Linked DNA regions of Homo sapiens: region 1 is linked to region 2. A link is a contact called in ENCODE Hi-C or POLR2A ChIA-PET data. All regions are on one chromosome and are shown on one strand. Each heading gives the region's core, a stretch centred on a gene start or an enhancer-like site at or near the end of the contact. The rest is flanking DNA. Distances are from core to core; before and after follow the strand shown.

Evidence for each region. Hi-C counts contacts between places; a loop is a spot of excess contacts on that map. ChIA-PET counts read pairs that join two places held with the same protein, here RNA polymerase II (POLR2A). Pooled maps may share reads with other maps.
Region 1: a pooled map shows a loop between it and region 2 (2.1-fold over the local background). The contact joins two enhancer-like sites. A Hi-C loop is called at or near these places in 3 of 168 maps with a recorded cell type or tissue (Caco-2, OCI-LY7 and heart right ventricle) and 10 of 50 pooled maps. POLR2A ChIA-PET finds 5 or more read pairs at or near these places in 1 of 52 experiments (T-cell).

What each region holds. Positions count from the first base shown.
Region 1 is chr15:85,550,518-85,557,699 of GRCh38, reverse strand. All of the region lies in intron 5 of AKAP13 (A-kinase anchoring protein 13), which reads right to left. Among named protein-coding and RNA genes, the nearest start is that of AKAP13, 170 kb to the right of the region's middle. Within about 2 kb of position 2,424, at least 4 of the 41 ENCODE cell types and tissues checked have a DNase peak (open chromatin) inside an H3K27ac peak, as active enhancers do.
Region 2 is chr15:85,470,686-85,477,884 of GRCh38, reverse strand. The region is part of intron 1 of AKAP13 (A-kinase anchoring protein 13); the gene reads right to left. Among named protein-coding and RNA genes, the nearest start is that of AKAP13, 94 kb to the right of the region's middle. RefSeq lists a silencer at 2,166-2,225. Within about 2 kb of position 2,509, at least 3 of the 41 ENCODE cell types and tissues checked have a DNase peak (open chromatin) inside an H3K27ac peak, as active enhancers do.

The DNA of each region.
Region 1 (7,182 bases), core at 1,175-3,674, 80 kb before region 2:
GTTTGAGATCAGCCTGGGCAACATACAAGACCTCATCTCTACACAAAATTTTCAAAAGTTAGCCAGGTGCGTTAGTTAGTGGTGGTGCGTGCCTGTAGTCTCAGCTACTGCGGAAGTTGAGGTAGGATGTCGAGGCTACAGTGAGCCATGACTGGGCCACTGCACTCCAACCTGGGCAACAGAATGAGACCTTATCTCAAAACAAACAACAAAACACAAAAAAAACCACACCTAACAAAAACGACAACAAAAGAAGCTCTATAATTTGTTGAAATGATTTCCCTGAATCAAATGTGAAATATCAGGAACAAATCACAGTACATAATAAATATAAAACGATTGTAAAAAGCTGTATTCAGTTTTTCAGAGCATTTTCATCATAAATATCTTATTTAATCTTCCAAGTAACAAGGCCAAGGTTCTGCAGATAGATAGCGTTTAGGCAAATCAACCAAGGCTTCACAGAGCTAAGGGCTGAAATGAGGGCTAAAAAATAAATTTTAAAATTAATTCCAAGCAATCTGTTTATTCTAAATCAATTTAGTGTAGTAATTTATGTGGATTAATGAGCAGAAAGAAAAGATAAAAGCAAAATGTTTCTTTAGATCACATTTTAAAATGGCACTAAGAGGTATTCGACTGAACACTCACACCTTAAACAACAAAACCACTTCAAATGCACATATTCTCTAAAAGGAAGTGTATACACAAAAATCCCAGAAGACGTTTACAGCAAAATTGTGTAGAGAATTTTTATTTACTCTGTATGTATTCTAAAACGCAAATCCAAATCTTCACTTAAGGAAAATAAAACAGGTGCTTATGGTAGAAAATGTCTTCGACTGGAAATGGCGGCTTCTTCTGAAGAGCTTTCTGAGGAGGTGACCTAACAACTGACCTGAGTGGTATGAAAGAGCCAGCATGCAGAGTTAGGGAACAAGAACATCAGGCAATGTGTACAGCAAGTACAAAGATCCTGAGGTGGCAATGAGCTGGCCAGGGAGGTTACAGCCAGTGTAGCTGTGCAGACAGAGCTATGGGAATGAGAAAAATGTTATGAAATGAAGTCTCAAGAGTTGCACCAGGTTCAGATTTCACAGAGCTTTGTGAGTCCTGGTAGGAACTAGGATTTTATTCTTGGAGGGGTGAGAAAACACTAGGGGGAGGAAGGCAAAAATGACAAAACAAAAGAAGGATGCTAACAATATTTACTACAGTCATGTGCCACTTAGCCATGTTTCAGTCTATGATAGACCATATATGGAATGATGGTCCAGTAAGATTATAATGCAGCTGGAAAATTCCTATCACTCAATGATGTTACGGCTGTCATAATGTTGTAATGCACTGCATATCTGCAGTGATACTGGTGAAAGCAAACCTACTGTGCTGCCAGTCATATAAAAGTATAGCACATAAAATTATGTACGGTACATATTTGATAGCGATAATAAAATGACTATGTTGTTGGTTTATTATTTACTTTTAATCCTCACAAAAACTCTGAGGCAGGTATCAGTGTATTTCCATGTTGCATGTGTGGAAACTGAGACTTAATGAATAATTTCCCCAAGAATTCACAGCTGTAAGTGAAACGGCCACAATCTGTACTCAGAGCTAACTCTAAAACTTATGTGCCTCCTTCCACTACCCACAACGAAACCTACCTCTAAAAAAGTTTCAAACCACATTCAAATTATACTAACTGGATGTCTGATGTAATATTTATCAGAAGCTAATAAAGTATATTAGGGTTTTTGTTATAAGTTTTATAAAATCCATAGCAAGTTTTTCAAATGCAAAATAACACAAATTAGAAGCCATTTCTCAGAGATAAGGTTACAGCATCCAAACCAAGTGTCCACAGTTTATGTATATGATACAACAAAATTCAATAAGCCCAGGATGAGTTTCAACTAATTTTCTAGCATTCTACCTGCCATGCAATAATCAACAACCAATCAGTCTCTGCCTTCTTACCTTGCCTAGCATGCGCAAGAAAACAATGGGGTTTTATGCTAACATACATAGAAAACCCAGTCAAATTAACTTAACTGCAGAGAAGAACACTTTTCTGATCCTAACAACACAAGTCCTTCAGGGAAGTTCAATGATGCTTCAGGTTGAGTTACAGCAAAAAGCCAGAGAAAATGTCAGAGAATAAACAATGAAGATTAACAAAGCATTGGTCTGGAAGCTGATACTCACACATGGCTGCCCAAGCACCCCGAATATCGCAAGCCCATCCTCTTTTAGTTTTGGCTTCATACTACAGCTTTAAAAATAGAGGAAAGCAGCCTGGTTACCCCTCCTAAAGGCGTGTTTCGCTCCAAGTTTACTTCTGACAAGGAACTGCAGCATCTAGTTCCTTTTCTGAGGGCTATTGCAATATCTTCTCAAAACCACATCACCATAATAGTGTCCAACCTTAATGAGTTCTACAAACCCAACCACAACTCTACTCAAATGGAGCTGGAGAAGCTAAATGCCAGAAAGGGGTAGGGGGTGGGGGGTAGCTAATCCACCTCAAAATGATGTATTTTAGCTATCCGTAGGGAACTCGCTGCTAGGCTAGTTATGGTCAGATATGCAATCCTGCATACCCAGGGCCACAAGATATTTTAGCACTGAAACTTAGTTTTCCTCTTTTCCTTCCTTTTTTTGGGGGGGAGGGAACATAGAACTGCCACTCTCGCCTTAATAATTAGCATAAGGAGAGTGCAAAGAAAAAGAAGGCACATCCTTGAAGCAACTACTGTCTATGAGTAATTTGCTCTAAATTTTGTGCTTTTAAACAAAAAAAGTTTTATAAGGTAATTGTTAGAGCATAAGCTGGAAAGTCAGACAGAGTTGGTTTGATTCCTTACTCTCACCTTACCATCTTTGTGATCTTGGACTACTTAAATTTCTCTGCGCTTCAATTTCCTCATCTGTAAAGTGAAAATACTAAATCTGTCATGAGGATTAAATGAATGTGAATTCAAAATGTTAGCTGTCTGGACACCCGAAACGATTGATATATTGTGACTGTGTGGTATGCTAGAGGGCTGGTATAATTCTAATGAACCAAAAAAGAAGGCAACTTCTGAGTATTAGACTTAAAAAAAAAAGAAAAAAAAGTAAGGGAAGCCTGCTTGTGGGGTAAGTGTCAAGCAACTACCCCTACAACACCTACCACAATTTACCCTCCAAAATTCTGTAAGGAAAATGGGGCTTGGTTTCCCCACTAGGTTAAGAGATAGTTACAATTGTGGGGTGAGGCTGACTAGGAAACAGTAAGTCAGAAACTGAATGGTGGTTAAAAGAGATATCATATTCATACGCACCTGAAATATTTCCAATGAATTGTCCTTCCTAGCTCTCCAAATAAAGAGATATCTAAGCTCCTAAGAACTTTATAAACATGTTCTTGTTTAATCCTAACAGATCTATGAGGTACATATTATTTTTCCCTATTTTGTAGATGAAGAAACTGAGGCCTATAAGAGATGTTAAACAATAGGGACACACCAAGTTCAGCTTTGCCATTTTTAAGGCCAAAGAGATGGATGCCTGCTGAACAAGGATTAAGTGATTACAGGGCTACCATCACTATCAGTGAGGCAGCACCACCAATACAAGAAATACTATTAAAATAAAGAGTACTATGTAAGCATTCTCTACATAATCTAAACCAGCGGTCCCCAGCATTTTTCGCACCAAGGACCAGTTTCACGGAAGGCAATTTTTCCACAGATGAGGGGGCGGGGTATGGAATGGTTCTGGGATGAAACTGTTCCACCTCAGATCATCAGGCATTAGATTCTCATAAGAAGCATGCAACCTAGATCCCTCACATATGCAGTTCACGATACGGTTTCCACTCCTATGAGAATCTAATGTCACCACTGACTGGACAGTAGGCAAGCTCAGGTGGTAATGCTCGCTCGCCCGCCTGACACTCACCTCTTGCTGTGCAACCTGGGTCCTAACAGTCCATGGACCAGTACCAGTCTGTAGCCTAGGCGGTGGGGACCCCTGATTTAAAGTACAAATCTCCTTATGTGCTTTTTATGCAGAAATTCTATTGGCCAGTTAAAGCATAAAATATGTACTATAAGAATAAAATGGTACAATAATCAGTGACTATAGAAACTGTTAATGTCATATGCAAAAACAACTAAAGAGTTTTCAAATGGATAAATAGTTTGACAGTTAAAATGAATATTAAGAGATAGTGCACCGGCTAGATAACCTTAGGAAGAACATTTTATCTTTATTAAGCCAACAAATATTTATTAAAATTTAAATGGTATAAGAATTACAGATGTTAGGCCAGGCACGGTGGCTCATGCCTGTAATCCCAGCACTTTGGGAGGCCGAGGCAGGCGGATCACCTGAGGTCAGGAGTTCAAGACCAGCCTGGTTAATATGGTGAAACCCTGTTTCTACTAAAACTACAAAAAATTGGCTGGGCATGGTGGCGAGTGCCCGTAATCCCAGCTACTCAGGAGGCCAAGGCAGGAGAATTGTTTGCATCTGGGAGGTGGAGGTTGCAGTGAGCTGAGATCGCGCCATTGCACTCCAAATTGGGCAAAAAGAGCGAAACTCCGTCTCCAAAAAAAAAAAAAAAAAAGAATTACAGATGTTAGATTATATTAAAACTCTAGATTTAACTTTTTATTAACTAGTGTTCAGAACACTAAACATTAAATAAAACAATTTTTTAAATTGTAGATATTCCATTTAGGCCATGTGTCTTTCTAGGGTAAGTTCAATTTGAAAATCATTCACATAAGAATAAAATTAAGAGCAGAATGTCAACATTGCCATCTCCAAATTTTGTAAGAAAAAATGGCCAAAATCATGTATAAAAACTATGATAAATCCATCCTGGCTAACACGGTGAAAAAACATACAAAAAAATTAGCCGGGCATGGTGGCACACGCCTGTAGTTCCAGCCACTCAGGAGGCTGAGGCAAAAGAATCACTTGAACCCGGGAGGCGGAGGTTGCAGTGAGCTGAGATCGCACCACTGCACTTCAGCCTGGGTGACAGAACGAGACTCCGTCTCAAAAAAAAAAAAAAAAAGGCCAAAAAAACGATGATAAATTATCCTCAATCCTGATATAAATGTATTTTTAAAAGTGTTAGGAAAAATATCAGGTACCTCAAATACATTTTGTTTTCATTAATAAAACAAAATAGGCTTTAAGAAGAATACTTAAGAATACTGCGCCTTATTTATGTCTATGGACATTAAAGATTTAAACAAAACCTTGTCAAAATGATTATTATACAATGATAACCAATTTCAGCAGCTAAAAGATTTTTGTGATTCATTAAATCCAGAATCCTAACACAAAATTCCTTCTAGAACATGTTACTGAAAAACTTCCCTGAATTATAACTGTCTGTAGTTCAACTAGATAGAGGTCTTACTGATGTGCCAGGACAAGTTGTATATGCTGTTTAATGAATCAAGAACAATCTAGAAGTTGGTAATGCTGAGAAACTGTTCTCCTACTATAAGGTTAAACTTTCAAAACAGAACAGGCAGATATTAATAAATGCATAGGATTGGTTGTATTTTTTTACTACCTCATATTTATTCTTGTATCGCGTAACTTCATTCTATGCTGGTGATATTCTGCTCCAGCCAAATAATGGTTTTAGTGAAAATGTTTATTCAACACACCTAGTTTTTTTCTTGTTTCTCTAATCACTTTCCTTGTTTCCCCAATCACTTCTATTTCTGCCAATAATAAATGCAGGTAAAATGTTCAAGTCATTCTTTCTATTGGTATGCGTTTAAGAAAACTTTAGAATTGACCAAGTAAAAATCACATGTAGCTTTTAAGAGCAGAAGGTGCTATCAACTGATCCTTCATTTTCTCACACCTGACTATCAAGCCCTATACTCCAGGTCTGTATTTTCTTCCACTTAAGCCTGAAGTGAAGTCAGAAACAAATCACATGCTGTTGCCATAGATAATTTGTTACCACAGATCAAGTAGTGTAATTTCACAACTCTGACCACTCTGAAGTCTAAATGTTATACGGCAACCAAGAACAAACACATACCTTGCTCAGTACATATGTGTCATTCTGCAGGGAGAGAAAAGAAGTTTATAGAAACACAAGATGCTTGGAATGGCTCTGTGATTCCAACCAACTTTAAATTCCTACCCATCTTCTTAGAAAGCCCAAGGGAGTTTGTAAAAGTTCACAGGACTTGGAGTTACAACCTGGTTCAAATTATTCCTCCATCACTTACCAGCTATGGCTATTACATTTCCTTGTGCAATGGAGATAAAACGCCCACCTTCAAAGGGCTGGGGAGAGGATAAAGATATGAGAATTTACACAAAATACCTAGCAACGAATACAATAAATTGCTCTATAAGTACAATATTATCTTCAGAAAGTACATTTTGCAATTTTCTAGCATGTTGCCAGATAGGCAATCCTGAGATTACTAGTTAAATGGTTTAAAAAATACAAAATGTCAAAATGCTTAAAGTTGTCCAGCTGAAAACTTAGGGGGAAAAAAAGGCACTGAGAACCAGAGTTATTAACCATCATAAATTAATTAGGTTAAAAGCCTGAAAATGCTACCAAACATGCCTCCTCACAAAATTCTATGAATAAATCCAAATACAACCTAAAGACAGGTTGTGAAAAGAGCGACTAACTATACGGCCTTGGACAAGCTGCTTTAGCCTCCCCGAGGTTTGCTGAGGGGTTTTAAATGAAAACGCAAGTAAAGCACCAAGGTAGTACTGTGCATAATACAAAGCAGGTATTCAATATTCAATAAATGTTAGTCTCCTCCCCCATTCTCTAGTTTCCACTCAGTTCTACAACCTTATCTTTACCAAGACACAAAGACCTAGATCACACAATGACAAAGGAAGTCAGATACAAAGGGATGGACAGACTGATGAATGGGAATTTGGCCAGATGTCAAGTTATCCCAAATCCTGCCTCTCTGGTTATTATTTTTAAGGTATGTCTGTACATTTGTTTCATCTTTTGCTTTACTATGCAAAAGCAAAGTCTCCAAACTTGTTTTGCACCAGATGGGCTACTGAGGACCCACTTGTCAAGTACCTGAAGAGGAATCTAAAAGGGCAAAATTACTATGTTGGCAGAACATCTTGCTCAATAGCACTTGGTTCCATTGTGAAATATGTATTCTT
Region 2 (7,199 bases), core at 1,260-3,759:
GGGAAGGAGTCACAAGAGGCATCCAGGTCAATCCACATACCTCAAAGTTGCCCAGCCTTAGAAACAGAGGCAGGGAGAGAGAAGAAAATACATAAACCACTGTGACACAGCTCCATACTAAAGAAATCTCAGCCATTATACAAGGGAAAAATAAATGTGTTGCAGCTAAATGGGGAAAAAAGAAATCATGGCCCTATAATGGCAGTGGTATCAACAAAGCTCTGCCTTTTTTTTTTTTTTTTTTTTTCCTTTTTTTAAGCTCAGTTCAAATTTCTGTTCATTCACAACTGCAGGTTCAAAGATTCACAAAAAGCAGCACTGGAAAAAGTTTGTAATTGTGTAGCGTAAACTCAAACCCAGACACAGCAAGGATCTGTTGGGGGCCCCAGCCAACAGGGCCAGGCCAGACTCCCACCATGACTTCCCTGAGGTGCAGCAAACAACAGCTGGTGCCCCATCAATTTACACCAGCCTCTGGAGTTTCTTAATCCCAATCCCAAATTACAAGAACTTACAGGTAGAAGGGGTCTTGGAAGTAGCCCAGATCATTCTTCTTCCCCAAGGAGGACTCACTGCCAATGTGCCTGTCTCTGCTTGTAGACTTGAGCACCAGGGCCTTATCACCCTGAGAAAATCTCTCTATGCCCCACTCGCACCTCTGACTCAACCTTCCTAAAATGCTATTTTCATTCTGTAGCACCCTCTCTGCCTTCACAGAAGTAAGTAATCTTTTAGAACAGTTCTTTTGGGATACCAGTGCCTTTACTTTAGGGAGTTCTAGGGCATGGCACTCAAATAGTAACCTACCATGACTCGAGAAAGGGAGAGAAAAGCATAAACATAAAATGTGATCACAGTTTTGGGAACACATTTAACCCACCTTAGTTTTCCTAGAGCTTCCAACCTCCAGAGCTTAAAGATGGAGCCCTGTACTCTGGGACCCATATTCCTAAATGCTGCATCCACAGACACACATGGCCAGCACATGATTAAGCCCACTACATTTCTTCTGTAAAAAATTAAACGTACTTATTTTACAACAACGATAGACAAGCCACTTGGATGAATAGTTATTAAAGGAAAGGATGATTGCAGAGTCCTCATTAAGATTAGAGACAACCTTCTAGTATTTAAGAATCATTTGATGACCCCAACAGACTAATGTAAGGATAAAAATTAGAGTACTAACGTAATTCAGAGACAGAGACAAAAAGACCTAGAATTGAGTTGTAAATGTGGCACTTACTGGCTGTGTTACCTTGGACAAGTTACTTAACTACCAAGCTTTATTTTCCTCATCTGTAAAATGAGAATACATAAAATTAAAGATGTGTAGTTAAAGGTTTAACACAGTGGTAGGCAATAAGAAAATAATAAAGTAAGCTCCTATTCTTCTTGCCTGTTATGAATTACATGATAGCCTTTCAGCACTAACCTTCTATCACATTCAGCTACCACATCTCTCAGGACATCCTCATCACTGTGTCGATCCCTAATTCTAAATAAAAGGTGATGGTGAGGAAAATATACATTCCAACAGATAAGGTACTCTATTAAACATACCATTTATCATTGGTGAGCTCTCAGAAGCCATCCACCATGCCCCCACTACCCCTCTGGTGCCTCCAAAGAGTGTTCAGGGTCCCTCATTATCTATAAAGCCTTACTGAGCACTCTTTTCTTCCATACCACACCTTCCATCCAGTCCCTGCATACCTCACATGCATGCACCATGCTCAGTCCAGTCCTCAAGTCTTTGCTCATGTTCATGCCCTCCACCCTTGCTGATTTTAATAGGATTATCACTGATAATCTAACCCACACTATCAGCAGTAAGTCAAATACTATCTTCTATTTTTCTTTTATTTTTGTGCTTGCCTTCTCTCCCCAACTTGTTTTTAATCTAGTCTACTGCATTGCAGATGTCTCCTGTAGCACCCTCCACACCACTACTGCTCATGCCACAGCACCTGGCACAGTACTGAGCCCCCAATGAATGCTAGAGAAATAACTGTTTGACATGAACATCAGAGACAGAGAAATTCATCAGCTGCTTTGCTGCACCATAGTTTGATGGCAAGGGATCCACAGTTATAGCTATAAGTACAAAAATCAACTCATCAAAACAAAAATGTCTAAAAATCACTCTAGCCCCAGAAGGTTAAACTGGTAGCTCATTAAAGGCAGCATGAATTCTGCTAAGTGTTAAGCAATCCAGCCTGAAGCAATTTGCTTAATCTGCCAGAGAGGTAATAGGGACCAGAGCTGGGGAATTCAACATCATATAACTAGACAACCTCAAAGTGAAGGGGAGGACAAAGAGCTACTTAACACTATACTTAGGATCCCACATGATGGTTGGTACCTCTGGAAAGAGGAACTCATGGACATGTTATTTCAATTCTCTTTTGGTGTTTAACACAGGCTTGTGGTTTCCTGCAAAAATGGTTTCTGCTGCTTTGCAAAGATCTATATGGAGAAGAAAACTCCCAATGGCCATTCCACAGGTGAGAATTTTGCCACCAGCTGTATCCTGTTATCCAAAGGAAACGGGAACCATAAGCTGCCAGGAGGTCCAGACACAGGAGAGGAAGGCCATAATTCAGTGAGTGCTGACATTCCTATCCCTACGGTAATAAGAATAAACTTTAAATTTAGAAAAATTCTTACACAGCTGGGTTTTATGTAAATTAACTTCAGGAGGGGTTAAAATAGATATCCGGCAAAGAGACTGCCAAATTCAAGCCTTTACACTTCCTTCATCCTCCCCAGCCTCTATCAACCAAAAAGCAGGCTGTCCAATGGGCTAAACCAATTATAAACCACCTGGAAAGACTAAATATAGGCAGGTAGGCTCTCACACAAATGAGGACATTACTGAGCTGGATGACCTTACCTGGACAAATGCGAGACCTGTTAGGAATGATTTCCAAGGCAGGCACGGCCCACCTTCTCACACACGTTATGTGACTATCGAACGAGTCACACAAGTGTCAGAGGGGATCAGAGACGTTAAAAATGTCAGTTACCTTGTTAATTATTAGACTGGTTCTTGTCTTGAGAATAAATATTGTCTTCAATGTTATAATTTCACAATACTAAGCCTTTAACATCTTGAGAACAATGACACTGGAAACACAAGGTGGTAGGTTTTTGTTAAACCACCTATCAAAATTGGAAGGAAAAGTTTTAAACAATGAAGACTTCAAATTAAAAACTTGTATATGTCATAATTAAGTGAAAATTCTACAGATATGAGGAAAACTTCAATATTCTAAGCAGTCCCCTATTAAAGATTTTGTTAATGTTAATCGCTTCAATGAAAAATTTTATTTCTAATGGGGAATTTCTAATCATAAAACATTCCTGACATGAGTAATCCCTTAGACAGTCATTCTTGCTCTTATACACCAAGCAAGGATATTTCTGAAAATACTAATGCATTTATTTTATGTGGCAAAGAACTAGGTTAGCCAACTAAAAGCACATGAAAATTAATTATCAACACTGATGCCAGGTCAATACAGAACTTGTGACAACATGAATGGCATTTTTAGCAGAGAATCTGACTATTTAAAGACAGCATTTGGGGAGTGGGGCAGAGGGAAAGAAAGGAATCAGGAATATATGTTTTAAACTACGAAAATAATGGGCTTATGAGCTTTTACCTCTTGGAGGAAGAGCTGAGAACATGTTAGCTTGTGTTTTTTAACCACTGCTACTCCTGCTGATGGAGAGTCAGCCACATGTTTGATACAGAAACCCATGTTTACAGTTGGGAACACTTTTTTCATCCTATGTAAGTCACCTAGAGAAAGAACTGATATCACAGAGACTTTAAACTTTCAAACTAGTAGTTGAGTGGGCTGTATTTCTTAAGGATTCTGCTGTTCAAGTAAGAAGTGAGGATTTTATTTCCTCATTGCTTCCCATTATCATTTTTTTCTTGTTGCTTATCCCAAGTCAGGTATGCCTGTTTACTGGATTAGTGTCAGTGAAAGATGAAGTTTACAGAACATCTCCTGTGCACTAAATTGCTGCACAGATGGCATCTCATTTGACCTACCACAGGCCTCTCAGGCGAGTGGTTATTAACTCTGTTTTCTACAGAGGAGGGAGGCCCCTGGCTAGCAAGAGGTTGGGCTTCACCTCCCTCCCCTCTCATGACCCTCTTACTATGACCAAAGCAGTCCATCATTCTTCAGTTGACATGGGATGTTTAGTTGATTCTGAGCTTTGGCTGTCTCTGGGTTTTTGAAGCAACCTGAGTTCTTTGGTTTTTCAGATCAGTCTGAATTCTGGCCATCTTCTAACGATGACTAATCTAGCACTGAACCAACTGCGTGTTGCAGTGGGGGCCTCCTGTGGGGCCTATTTAACTTATGTGGAGAATCAGAAAGCCAAGGTCTCAGCATTCTCTGGAGGGTTTATTTGGACTTTTTATAGTTCATTCTATCTATAATCTCGGTCCAGAGTATGCACTCAAATATTTGCTGAATTGAATTATTTCCCTTTCAAATACTTTTTGTTTGCGTGGTTTACATCTTCTCTTACTTGTGCCTTCCACATCAAATTGCTCTCCTGACAACCTGGGTCTGTAAGCCTACATCCCTACTCTTTACTCCCACCCCCACACCCGCGCCCAGTTAACAAAACCTGCAAAGCAGTAGCTTTACTTTTAGGACCCCGTACCTTGAAATCTTCAGTCTTTTTTCCCTAAATTAATTTACTTTTTGACTGTAACAGTTTTCAGGGAAAGTAGCCAGTTGTGCTCCTTATGTGCTTATTATGACCAAATTATTAGCACGTGGGTCATTCTGTTACAACAGTGATTTTATGAAACACCTATGTGTATTTTTTGAATTTTTGAAGTGTAGTAATTTTAAAGGAAAGGGTACTATTTAGCAGATGTCTAGCTGTTTCTCTAGCTATATTCTTGTGTATATGTCACATATATTAAATATTTAAAGTGTCACATACATAGTAATATGGCCTGTTTCCACATTTACTAGAAACAACAGTTTATCATTATGCATTTCTGTTATATAAGTGCTATTTATCTTTTCATACACAGCTACAAATGCTAAAATGTTTTAAAGCACCAGGTCTGTATTTTTCATGACAACCTTATTTTTTATTATCTTAGTTCAAGTGGGGAAATTAATTTTATTCCTCCCCTATATGAGAAGTTCTTAATATGTAAATCCTCTAAGAGTTTCCTACTAAGAGGAGTTCAAAGCTAGGTGTGGTGGTGCACACCTATAGTCTCAACTACCTGGGAGGCTAAGGGGAGAGGATTGCTTGAGCATCTCCTCCCTTGAGAAGTTTGAGGCCAGCCTGGGCAACGTAGCAAGATCCTTTGTCTACATTTTTTAAAATGTCAAAAAGAGTTCAGAAAAGTTGAAATTCAGGGAATGAACACTGAAGCTTCTCTTAAATGTTTTATTTCTAAATCCAGAACGAGTGTTATATTACCCCAATTTAGACTGGCAATAACTTGTTGAAAATTTGTTGAGTTGTTGTCTTTGTTTTTTTTTTTTTTTAAGAGATGGGTCTTACTATATTGACCAGGCTAGACTCCAACTCCTGGGCTCAAGTGATCCTCCTGCCTCAGCCTCCCGAGTACTTGGGACTACAGGTGGGCACCACTGCACCAGCTTCCTGCTTTGTTTTTTGTTTTTTTTTTAACCTAGTATATGACTTTAAACTCAGATCTAATCTAACCAATTCTTCACCATAGCATTGTTAAACAATTACAAGTTGAAATTTCAAATAATTGTAACAGCATAAAAAACCATGAAATACTTAAGGACAAATTTAATGAAATGTGTAAGGCCTGTATACTGAAGACCGAAAAACTTGCTTAAAAAAATACAAAACTAAAGATCTTTTAAAATAGAGAGATACATGGTAAATATATTAGCTTAATATCATTAAATGTCAACTTTCCCCCAAACTGATCTACAAATTTAATGCATTTCTAATAAAAACACCAGTAGTCTTTCATAAGGCAAGCTGATTCAAAAACACATGGAAATGCAAATGACTTAAAATATTCAAATCAGTTTGAAAAAATAAACAGAGCTAGTATAAGTTCAAAGACTTATATTACCTATTATGCGATCCCATTCTTATGCAATTCTAGAAAAGGCAAAAGTAGTGACACAATGTAAACCAGTGCTTGCCTGGACCCAGGGATGGGGGGAGGCGATTACAAAAGGACAAGAAACCTGGGAGTGATAGGAATGTTCTATTTGCTGATTGTGGTGGTGGTTACGTACGCAGTTATCAGAACCAACTGACCTAAGCACTTAAAATGGGTGAATTTTATTGTGTTTAAATTATACCCTAAATAAAGCAGTTTTTTGTTTGTTTGTTTGTTTGTTTTTTGAGACGGAGTCTCACTCTGTCGCCCAGGCTGGAGTGTAGTGGCACCATCTCAGCTCACTGCAAGCTCCGCCTCTTGGGTTCATGCCATTCTCCTGCCTCAGCCTCCGGAGTAGCTGGGACTACAGGCACCTGCCACCACACCCGGCTAATTTTTTGTATTTTTAGTAGAGACAGGGTTTCACCATGTTAGCCAGGATGGTCTCGATCTCCTGACCTTGTGATCTGCCTGCCTCGGCCTCCCAAAGTGCTGGGATTACAGACGTGAGCCACCGCGCCCAGCCAATAAGGCAGATTTTTAAACTTTTAAAAAATATCTTCAAACAATTCAACAGTTCTTTATAATGCTGTAATGCTTTGTGTCATTGTGTTGAACACCAATTGTCACTATTCCATGGCTGAGCCTGGTAGAAAATCTCAGCTTCCTCCACAATGAGGGCAGTAACAGGCTGGCAACAAGAGGCCAGCATGAAGTCACAAGGGACGTGGAAAGTACATAAAACTAGGTAACTAAGATAGTGCCAGATGTTTGTTTAAAAGCGCTACAAAGTGAATAGATAATAAGGATAAGAATGACTAAAATTACACTGAAACTTAACCAACTGCAGTCATGATGTTATAGCTCAGAGAAAGCATAAAATTGAATGTTCCTGAGATACTGCATCTCTGTTTCTCCCCACATCTCCAAAGTAACATAAAATCACTGAACTCTCTTCACTGTCAATGCTTAAAGCACTGAGCCTTTGTCTAACTGCATGTCTGTCAGATGCATGCTGGCTACTTCAAACAAAAGAAAGTGATTAGGGCATACT